Regions from separate parts of the Homo sapiens genome. Here region 2 is linked to region 1. Evidence: read pairs that join two places in POLR2A ChIA-PET (ENCODE). Cell type or tissue: MCF 10A. All regions are shown on one strand. Links, peaks and the distances in the headings refer to the core of each region. The heading gives the core; the rest is flanking DNA. Region 1 has its middle 82 kb from the start of LINC01153. Region 2 overlaps LOC105378521 (a long non-coding RNA gene).

Evidence for each region. Peaks named below come from ENCODE experiments on the same cell type or tissue, not always from the same donor. Only the 100,000 strongest peaks of a DNase experiment are listed, where the experiment ranks them.
Region 2: POLR2A ChIA-PET joins it to region 1 with 5 read pairs; 2 of 35 experiments call an interaction of 5 or more read pairs at or near these places.

What each region holds. Positions count from the first base shown.
Region 1 is chr10:121,094,466-121,098,873 of GRCh38, reverse strand. No RefSeq gene overlaps it. Among named protein-coding and RNA genes, the nearest start is that of LINC01153, 82 kb to the left of the region's middle. In MCF 10A, for the core only: no CTCF peak of the experiment used is centred there; a DNase peak (open chromatin) is centred at 1,753.
Region 2 is chr10:121,026,577-121,030,984 of GRCh38, reverse strand. The region is part of intron 3 of LOC105378521 (a long non-coding RNA gene); the gene reads left to right. Among named protein-coding and RNA genes, the nearest start is that of LINC01153, 150 kb to the left of the region's middle. In MCF 10A, for the core only: no CTCF peak of the experiment used is centred there; no DNase peak of the experiment used is centred there.

The sequences.
Region 1 (4,408 bases), core at 106-4,105:
GCCTCAATTTCTTTGTCTATAAAACTTGGAAAAGCATCTGCAAACTATCTCACAGAGTTGTTGTAAGGATAAAATGACATAAAGCATGAAAGTATGTAGCCTAGTACATGGCATATGGTAAATAATAAGTGGTAACTGCTATTGTTTTACTATTATTTCCAGTAAATACTGGTAAATTCTGTAAAGTTGCTTATAAAAAATTTTACCGAGAGACTGGCAGATAGGAAGCCCTTTCCAGGGCACAGGCAGACAGGAACACCAGCTGAACATTGAGAGGACAACTGGTAAGCCCTCAGGAACCACTCGTTGGCAATTGATTTTATACACATTTTCCTAGTCATTCATATCTTATCTGCCTGCACTACTTGCTCAGAATTACTGAGGGAGCCACAAAGTTAGTTTGCTGTATTTGTTACAGATGAGGGTCAGTTGTCATTTCCATCATAAAATCCATGCTTCATGGATCTAAAGCTTGGAATTTAAAATGACACGGGGCTTAAACTCTACTTAACGCTTTTGATTTAAAACCTACTCAGAGAACAAGAGTTCTTAAGTCCACATGGCAGATAATACCACTGCTGCCTCTTTGGTATAAGTTACCTTTGAAAATGAATTCTATATCTGGCCTTGCACAGCCTTTTCAATGATAAATAGCTTTAAACAAAGAGTCATAAAAAATCAACACTTTCATAAAGCAAATAATCAACCACATTGGCTTTCTCTACGGGAGAATTAATGGTGTCTTGGGAAGGTTCCATTTTCATGCATTTTGATGATGACTTTTTAAAATGGCTACTTTAGAAAAGAATGCTTTAAGCAGAGGAAGGAGAAATATTTTTTACTATTTCCTTAGCCTCTAGAGGTATATATTTAATACATTTATATTTTTATATGAAATTTTATTTAAAGGTAAAAATGCATTACATGTTATATCAGTAAACATTTTTTCTTTTGGCTTATGAATCAAAGACATACTACAACTAAATGTACATCTGTTAGCAGACTGATCCTAAAGCATTTGACTTATAAATAATGAGATCAGTATTCCACAGGAAGTATCTGATAGCCCACATCAGCAAGGAATTTTAATTTTTTTGTTAAAAAAAAATTGCTCTGATTTCAACTTTGGAGATAAGAAAATGCTCAGAGAATTTCCCAAAGAAAGCTTGAGAAAGTTTGAAACACTTCCAGGAAATGCTCATGATCTAGTTGAAAATGTTAAGGCTCTATAGTGTCTAGTATCACCCTGTGACCCCTTATTTGTGGCATCCAGGTAAAGGGAACAGGATGGGGAAAGCTAACAGGGCTGCATCTTCATTTTCTTGTAAACACGGGTGTCTCCCATAGGCTTTTAGTTTCTACTTTCCAGGGCCCAGTGAACATATCTTCTTACCTCGGGCTGCCTTCAGAATTAGACCAAGATTCTAAGAAAAGCTATCAAAAGGCTTAGGCAAGGCTGATAAGAGAGCTTAGTTTCATAATTCAGCTAGTGAATTGGCTTTGACTGACTCATGCTGGTAGCAAGGGGCTGAAACTGCTCATGGAGTCTTGTGGATTTCTACGGAGATATGAAAGCTAAGGCATTCCAGTTTATTTCTGGGGGTAGATTGAAAAATAATGACGATGATATTGAGCAACTCCCTGTAGACTCGAGAGGTGGAGTCTACTGCCCACCCCTTGAACCTGGTCTGGCTTTGTGGCTTGTTTTGACCAGCAGAATGCAGCATAAGTTGTGTAAGTTCTGGAGCCTAGGCCTCAAGGGGCATGTAGGTTCTGCCTTTGTCCTCGTGGAATGTTTCAGCTACCATGTAAGGAAACCTAGGCAAGCTTACTGAATCATGAGAGACCACATGGAGAGATAAACCAAGCCGGCAGCCAGCATGAAGGCCCCAGGCATGTGTGTGATGTCACCTTCGACCCGCCAGCCCCAGCTGAGCTACCAGCTGACTGCAGCTGCCTGCAATAGTGAGCCTGACAAGACCAGCAGAATTTCCCAGTCAACCCACAGAGTCATGAGAAATAATAAACTATGGTTTTAAATCAGGGGTCTATGGGCCAAATCTGATCTGGCACATGTTTTGTAAATAAAGTTTTATTGGAACACCACCACCACACTTATCCACTGACATACTGTCTATGGCTACTCTTGTGGAGCTGCAACAGAGTTGAGAGTTGCCAAAGAGACCACATGGCCCACCAAGTCTAAAACATCACTCTTGCCCTTTACAAAAGTTTGTCTGCCCGTATTTTAAGCCACTAGGTTTTGGGGATGTTTTTGATATACAACAGTAAATAATATATAGAAGTTGGGTTATTAGTGATGGTCCTCCAGAGAAACAGAACCAATAGGATATATATTTATTTATGAAAAGATTTATTATATAGAATTCACTTACGTGATTATGGGGGCTCAGAATTCACAAGATCTGCAGTTGGCAGGCTGAAGACCCAGAAAAGCTGAGGGTGTAGTTTCAGTCTGAGTCCAAAAAGCCTGAGAATCATGAGAGTCGATGGTAGAGATTCTAAGCCAAAAGCAGGCAGGTTTGAGATCCAGGAAGAGCCAGTGATTCAGTTTGAGTCCAGAGGCAGGTAAAGTCCAATGTTTCAGCTGAAGGCAGTCAAGCAGAAGGAGTCAGGCAGGTGGAGTCAGCCCTTTTGCTCCATTCAGGCCTTAAAACTGGAGGAGACCTCAGTTTGAAGGAGGCCCACCCACACTGAGAGAGCCATCTGCTTCACTCAGTCTACTATTTCAAATATCAATGTCATCCAGAAATGCCCTCACAGACAAAGCCAGAATAATGTTTGCTCAAATATCTGGGCACCTCATAGCCCAGTCAGATTGACACATAAAATTAACCATTACATTTTGTATCTAAAAGTGAGGTGTTGCTTCACAGTCCCTTTCAGTATCTTCAGTGCTACTGCTACCTGACTCTGTCACATCCCTTCCTTGCCTGTGTGGTCCTGGCACCTTCACTTCTTGCTCAGAATGTCATCAGAGCCTCCCAATGCTTCCCCTACTTCTGCGTCTGCTCTTTCTAATAGCAACATAGCATGGGGAGGGAGCCTGTGAAATGTGAGTCAGCTCATACCACTTCTCTTGAATACCATGCTTCACATGGAAGGAGGCATCACTTCATAGCTCTATTGACCCCAGTGGTGGACATCTTAGAATAATGTAGTAGCTCTTAGTATTTCCCAGTGAATATTTGTTAATGGAATGAATAAATGAAAAAAATCGGAAACAAAGGGGCAAGACTGGTGACACCAGTCAAATAAAGCATGATGAGGAGTTCCATGTTACACGTACTTAGCACGATAATGTTGGATGTTGTAAGGACGATTGGCAGTGTAATGATAAATGAATTGTAAATATGAACATTTAAAACAACCGAAGCGGTAAGTACATAAATCATTAAAGCAAAGATAATTAAAATTGTAAAAAAAAAAAAAAGAGATAAAAGTGAGGCATTACAGGAACAAAAACACAAAATTGGTGGCATTGGCTCTGGACTAGAATGTGCACAGAAGGTGGGATGGACGCCATGGGTGGGGGCTGGAAAAAGGTGAGGAAACTGCTATTGAAGGTGGAGAAAAGTCAGCTAGGTTATGAAGTGGTGGATGATAGTCCAAACTATCATTCATGGTAACTTGGAACACAGAAAATTACCTACTGAATTCATAGATATGGCTAAGGAAGTCTCTAGACAGAATATTGTAAGTGCCACTTAGCTTCTTCTAACTGTGTATGATATGTACTGGGAGAGATGAGCTTTAGGCAGAGCTATTTAGTTTACAAGCAGAATTTAGAAAAAAATATAAAAGATCCAGGACATGGTTGATTAGAAAATAAGATGCTCTCATTTCCAACACACACACACTTCCCACCCCTGCCAGTAGAAAATTTTCAAGTGAAACAAAGTCTGAGGTTAAAAGTCCATCAAGTTTGTGGCTGCAAGATCCTTTATTAAGACCTCAGAAAACCTTAAGCTGGTGCCCAACATGCCTCTGAGCCAGACAAACAGGCTTTAAGAATCTTAAAGGAGTATCCCACAGCAGATTCACACTCAGCTCAAAATAGAGAGAGATCTGCCTCAAAATAGAATAAGGGATAGAATTTTGCAGGCATAGACTCAACCCCAATCAGAGTCAAGGGAAACATACAAAGTGTTAAAGATATTGCATTGTTAGGACTTGGAACCAATCCAAATGCCCATCAGTGATAGACTGGATAAAGAAAATGTGGCACATATATACCATGGACTGCTATGCAGCCGTAAAACCTAGATGACAGGTTGATAGGTGTAGCAAACCACCATGGCACATGTATACCTGTGTAACAAGCCTGCACATTCTGCACATGTATCCCAGAACTTAAAGTAAAATTTAAAAAATATATATTCAGGAT
Region 2 (4,408 bases), core at 70-4,069, 68 kb after region 1:
ACAAAAAACAATGTAAGTATAATTTTTAAACCAATTCTGATTATTTCCTTAGAATGAATGTCTACAGGTGGAATTATTGAAGCAGAGGCAAAGATATTTTAGACGTATTGCCATAAGTTCTTTTCAGGAAAAAATGTATCACTTTACATTCTCACCACCACTGTATGAGAGTGTCTTGTTCGTTGTATTTTTGCCAACACTGAAAATTATTGAGTTTTTAAATCTTTGCAAATTTAATAGGAAAAACATAATACCGAATTCCAATTTGCCTGCCTTTGATTATTAACTATAAAAATTAAAACAGTGTGACACAGATTAATGGTACAGAATGAATAGTTTATAAAGAGAATTAAGTTATTGAAAAGGGGAGCATCACAAACAAGTGGGACGGGGGAGAGTAATTTTTCAGAACAAAGGAAGACAAAATGAGATCCACATCCCATGCCTTCTCCTAGTGTACTTGAATGTGAGTGTGCATTCTAATCACCCAGAGAGCTTCTGAAAACACAGACTGCTAGTGCCGGCCCCAGTTTCTAATTCACAGGACTGGGGTAGGGCCCAAGATTTTGCATTTCTAAGGAGGTGATGCTGTTGCTTGCTGGTCCAGGGACCACACTTTGAGAACCATTCCCTTGTACAACAAACTAGATCAATGAAAGGGGCAAGTGAGAAAAAGAAGCAAATTTGAACCTCTCTCAGTCCTTGACAGATGCTATATATGCATATTACATGTTACATTATCACATTAGAGAATGTATGTTCTTTTCAAGTACTTATGAAACAATTACAGATCTTAACTGTGTACTCAGCATAAAATCCATATCATTCCATGAAGGCAACCTCAACATAGCTTAAAATGTAGGAAGAGGAAAGATCACGTTTTCTGACCAAAATGCAATACAGCTAGAAATTAAGTAGAAACAAGCAAACGGTAACTTGCCAACCATTTGGGAAATATACCAGTCTCTTTAAAATACCTGTTTTGCTAAAACAACAATAACAAGACTACTGTACACTAAAATGTATGTGTTGAAGCTAAACTTGTCCTTAGGCAAAAACTTACATCTGTAAGTTCTGTCATTACTCAACAAAGAGTGAAATAGAATAAACACAAAACTCAATAATGTAGGAAAAGATTATCTAACCTAAAGCAAAAGGAAAGAATAAATATGAAATGTGAAATTGAGTTTAAACTGGAAAAGCCAAAAGCAATAGAATTGTTTAATTAATTCAAGATATTTAAAAAAATAAAATAAGAAAATAAATCATAACCTACCTTAGTCAAAAAAAGGAAAAAGGTGGGAAAATACAAATACCCAAAACTAGTCAAAAGAAAAGATAGATAACCACAGATGCAGGGAAAAGTTTTTAAAGTATTAAAGAAAACTTTGTAAAGCTGGGTATATACCCAAAGGATTATAAATCATGCTGCTATAAAGACACATGCACACGTATGTTTATTGAGGCACTATTCACAATAGCAAAGACTTGGAACCAAACCAAATGTCCAACAATGATAGACTGGATCAAGGAAATGTGGCACATATACACCATGAAATACTAGGCAGCCATAAAAAATGATGAGTTCATGTCCTTTGTAGGGACATGGATGAAGCTGGAAACCATCATTCTCAGCAAACTATCGCAAGGACAAAAAACCAAACACCGCGTGTTCTCACTCATAGGCGGGAATTGAACAATGAGAACACATGGACACTGGAAGGGAAACATCACACACCGGGGCCTGTTGTGGGGTGGGGGGAGGGGGGAGGGATAGCATTAGGAGATATACCTAATGTTAAATGACGAGTTAATGGGTGCAGCACACCAACATGGCACATGTATACATATGTAACTAACCTGCACATTGTTCACATGTACCCTAAAACTTAAAGTATATAAAGAAAAACTGTGCAAATAAATTTTAAAACTTGGGTGATATAGATAATTATTTTAGAAAAATAAGTTCTCTATATGAAGTAGAAATAGGAAACCTAAAATAGGCTATAAGATGATTGTGAAGAACCTTATCCTAAAAGTGGCCAGGCCCATATAGTCCACACAGATCAAACCATCAACGAATAGGTAACACAAGAATTATTTAAATTATTTTAGAACTCAGAGAAAAAAGAGCTACTCCTTTTTGCTTTTCTTGTTTTTATAAAGCCAGCAAAGTATTATAACAAAATCTATCAAAATTATACTAAAAAGAAAACTACAGCCATTTCATTTATAAACCCTAAACAAAATATTAGCAAATAGAACCAGCACTATCAGTGATCATTATAATCACGGTTACATAATGTCTGTCCAAGCCAGCACAATAAACCAAAATAAGTGGTGTAAATACTGGAAATGAGCAAACAAAATTGTCATTATTTGCAGATAAAATGATTATATGCCAGAGAAAATCCAAGACAATAAAACTGAGAAAGCTATTAGAAACTATATGAAACAGTGGTAATATGACTCTAGTTTCAAAATAAATGTACAAAGAAGCAATAACTTTCTTTCATACTAACAATAACCAGTAAGAAAATATAGTGAATAAAAATTCTACTCATAATAACAATTTATATATAGTAACCATAAGACGTGCTATATAGAGAAAACAACAAAATTCTATTCATGGGCAGAAAAAGAGTTTTGAGAAAATGGAGAGCTGTACCTTTTAGATATGCTCTCTTTACGAAGTGCAGGAAAATCATTGTTAGTTTTTGAACTACATTCTTTTATATTCTTCTATAGTCTAAAGGGAAGATAAGCTCTTTTTTTTTGCAGCCTGAGCTGGTTTTGTTTAGCCAAACAAATGATGAGCTGGTTAAGTATTGGAAAGATAAGTCCTCATGCCTTGGAAACTATAATGGACTAATTAAGAGAGTGAGATTTGACTAGAGTTGAAAAACAGGGAGGAGAAGGGACGAGATCAAAGTTAGGGGCCCAGCTGGGGCTTAAAGAGAGAGAGGGAACCTTCCTTTTGTAATAAGACAAGTAGAAGGAGTTTTAAGAATACACTTCCAATATTCAGTTTATAGTCATTTGTTGTGCTGTGTTTTTATGTAACCCATTTCCATAGCCTCCAAACCTTCGATGATAATTATAACAGCTCATATTTATTGAGCACCTACTTGCCAGACACTGCCCTGAGCACTTTAACTCTTTAACACTTTAACTTTCTACATTTAATTATCACAAAAATCCTATTTTCCTACCTTACAGATGAGGAATTAAGGCAGAGAGACATTAAGTAACTTGATCAAGTGCATAGCTTACAAGTGTGAAGTCAAGCTGTTGACCCAGACATTCTGACTCCAGGGCTCAGATTTGTAACACTACCCTGATGTTGCCTATCTACCATGCACATGGCCTTGAGTTAGTGCCAGTGAAAAGATCAGATGGTTTCCAGTGGAGTGTTGTGGACTGGAGAAAGGACAGATGTGCGGGGGTCAGAGCCAGACTGGAGATCAAGAATTCCATGGAAGCAGGAATATGGAACTGACTCCGGGAAAAATAAACACCAACCCCTTTGACTGCCGTGACACCCCAGAGAGCCTGGAAAGCGTGCTGAGACTTCTATCAGGTGTGACTTGGGATGTTGAAACAATTTTATTACATCTTAAAGTAAATGATTACTTCAACTGACTAGATAACTTAGATCCATCCCAGTAGTTGAAATATGGCTTTTAATGCATTAAAATGCTAATGCTCCCTAAATGAATAGAAAAGTAATGCAGGCATACCCAAATTCAAGTGAGATTTTTTTTGATTTGGCCAAACTTCAAAATTTTATTTAATGGAAAAAATTATACCAAGAAATAATTTTAAAAGACTTAAGAAGAACTTAACCTATGAAACAATAAAACCTATTATAAAGCTATACAAATTAACAAAGTGTGTATTTCAAATCAGAAAATTAGTCAATAGCTAATGTTTGAACAAAAAGCTAAACATTTGAAAAGAAATCTAAATTCCGGTATACAACTAACATCATATGGAATTTTAAATGAACCAAAGATGTAAATATTTTAAAAACCCACAAAAGTACTAGAAGAAAATATGGGTGAATAATCTTGGTGTGGCAAAGACCTTTCTAAGTTTTCCATAAACTCCACCTTGCCCTAACCACCAAAAAGGTGGAGGCTTAAATAGTTTAAACTTCAGAACTGGAGGAGAAGGCTGACTAAGCACTTGCAACTATCCCCAGTTCCACCAGAAATCTCATGAAATGTAGGAAAAAATATTTTAATAATAAAACTATAACTGGTATGAATAACAATGAGAAAAAGTGCCATCAGAGGACAAGAATTTTTTTTTAACTCCTGAAAGAATCGAAATGGATCAGATCAACACAGGGAAAAGAAAAAGCTTGCAGAAAACCCATGCCTCAGACATACGCAGGAGGAACATC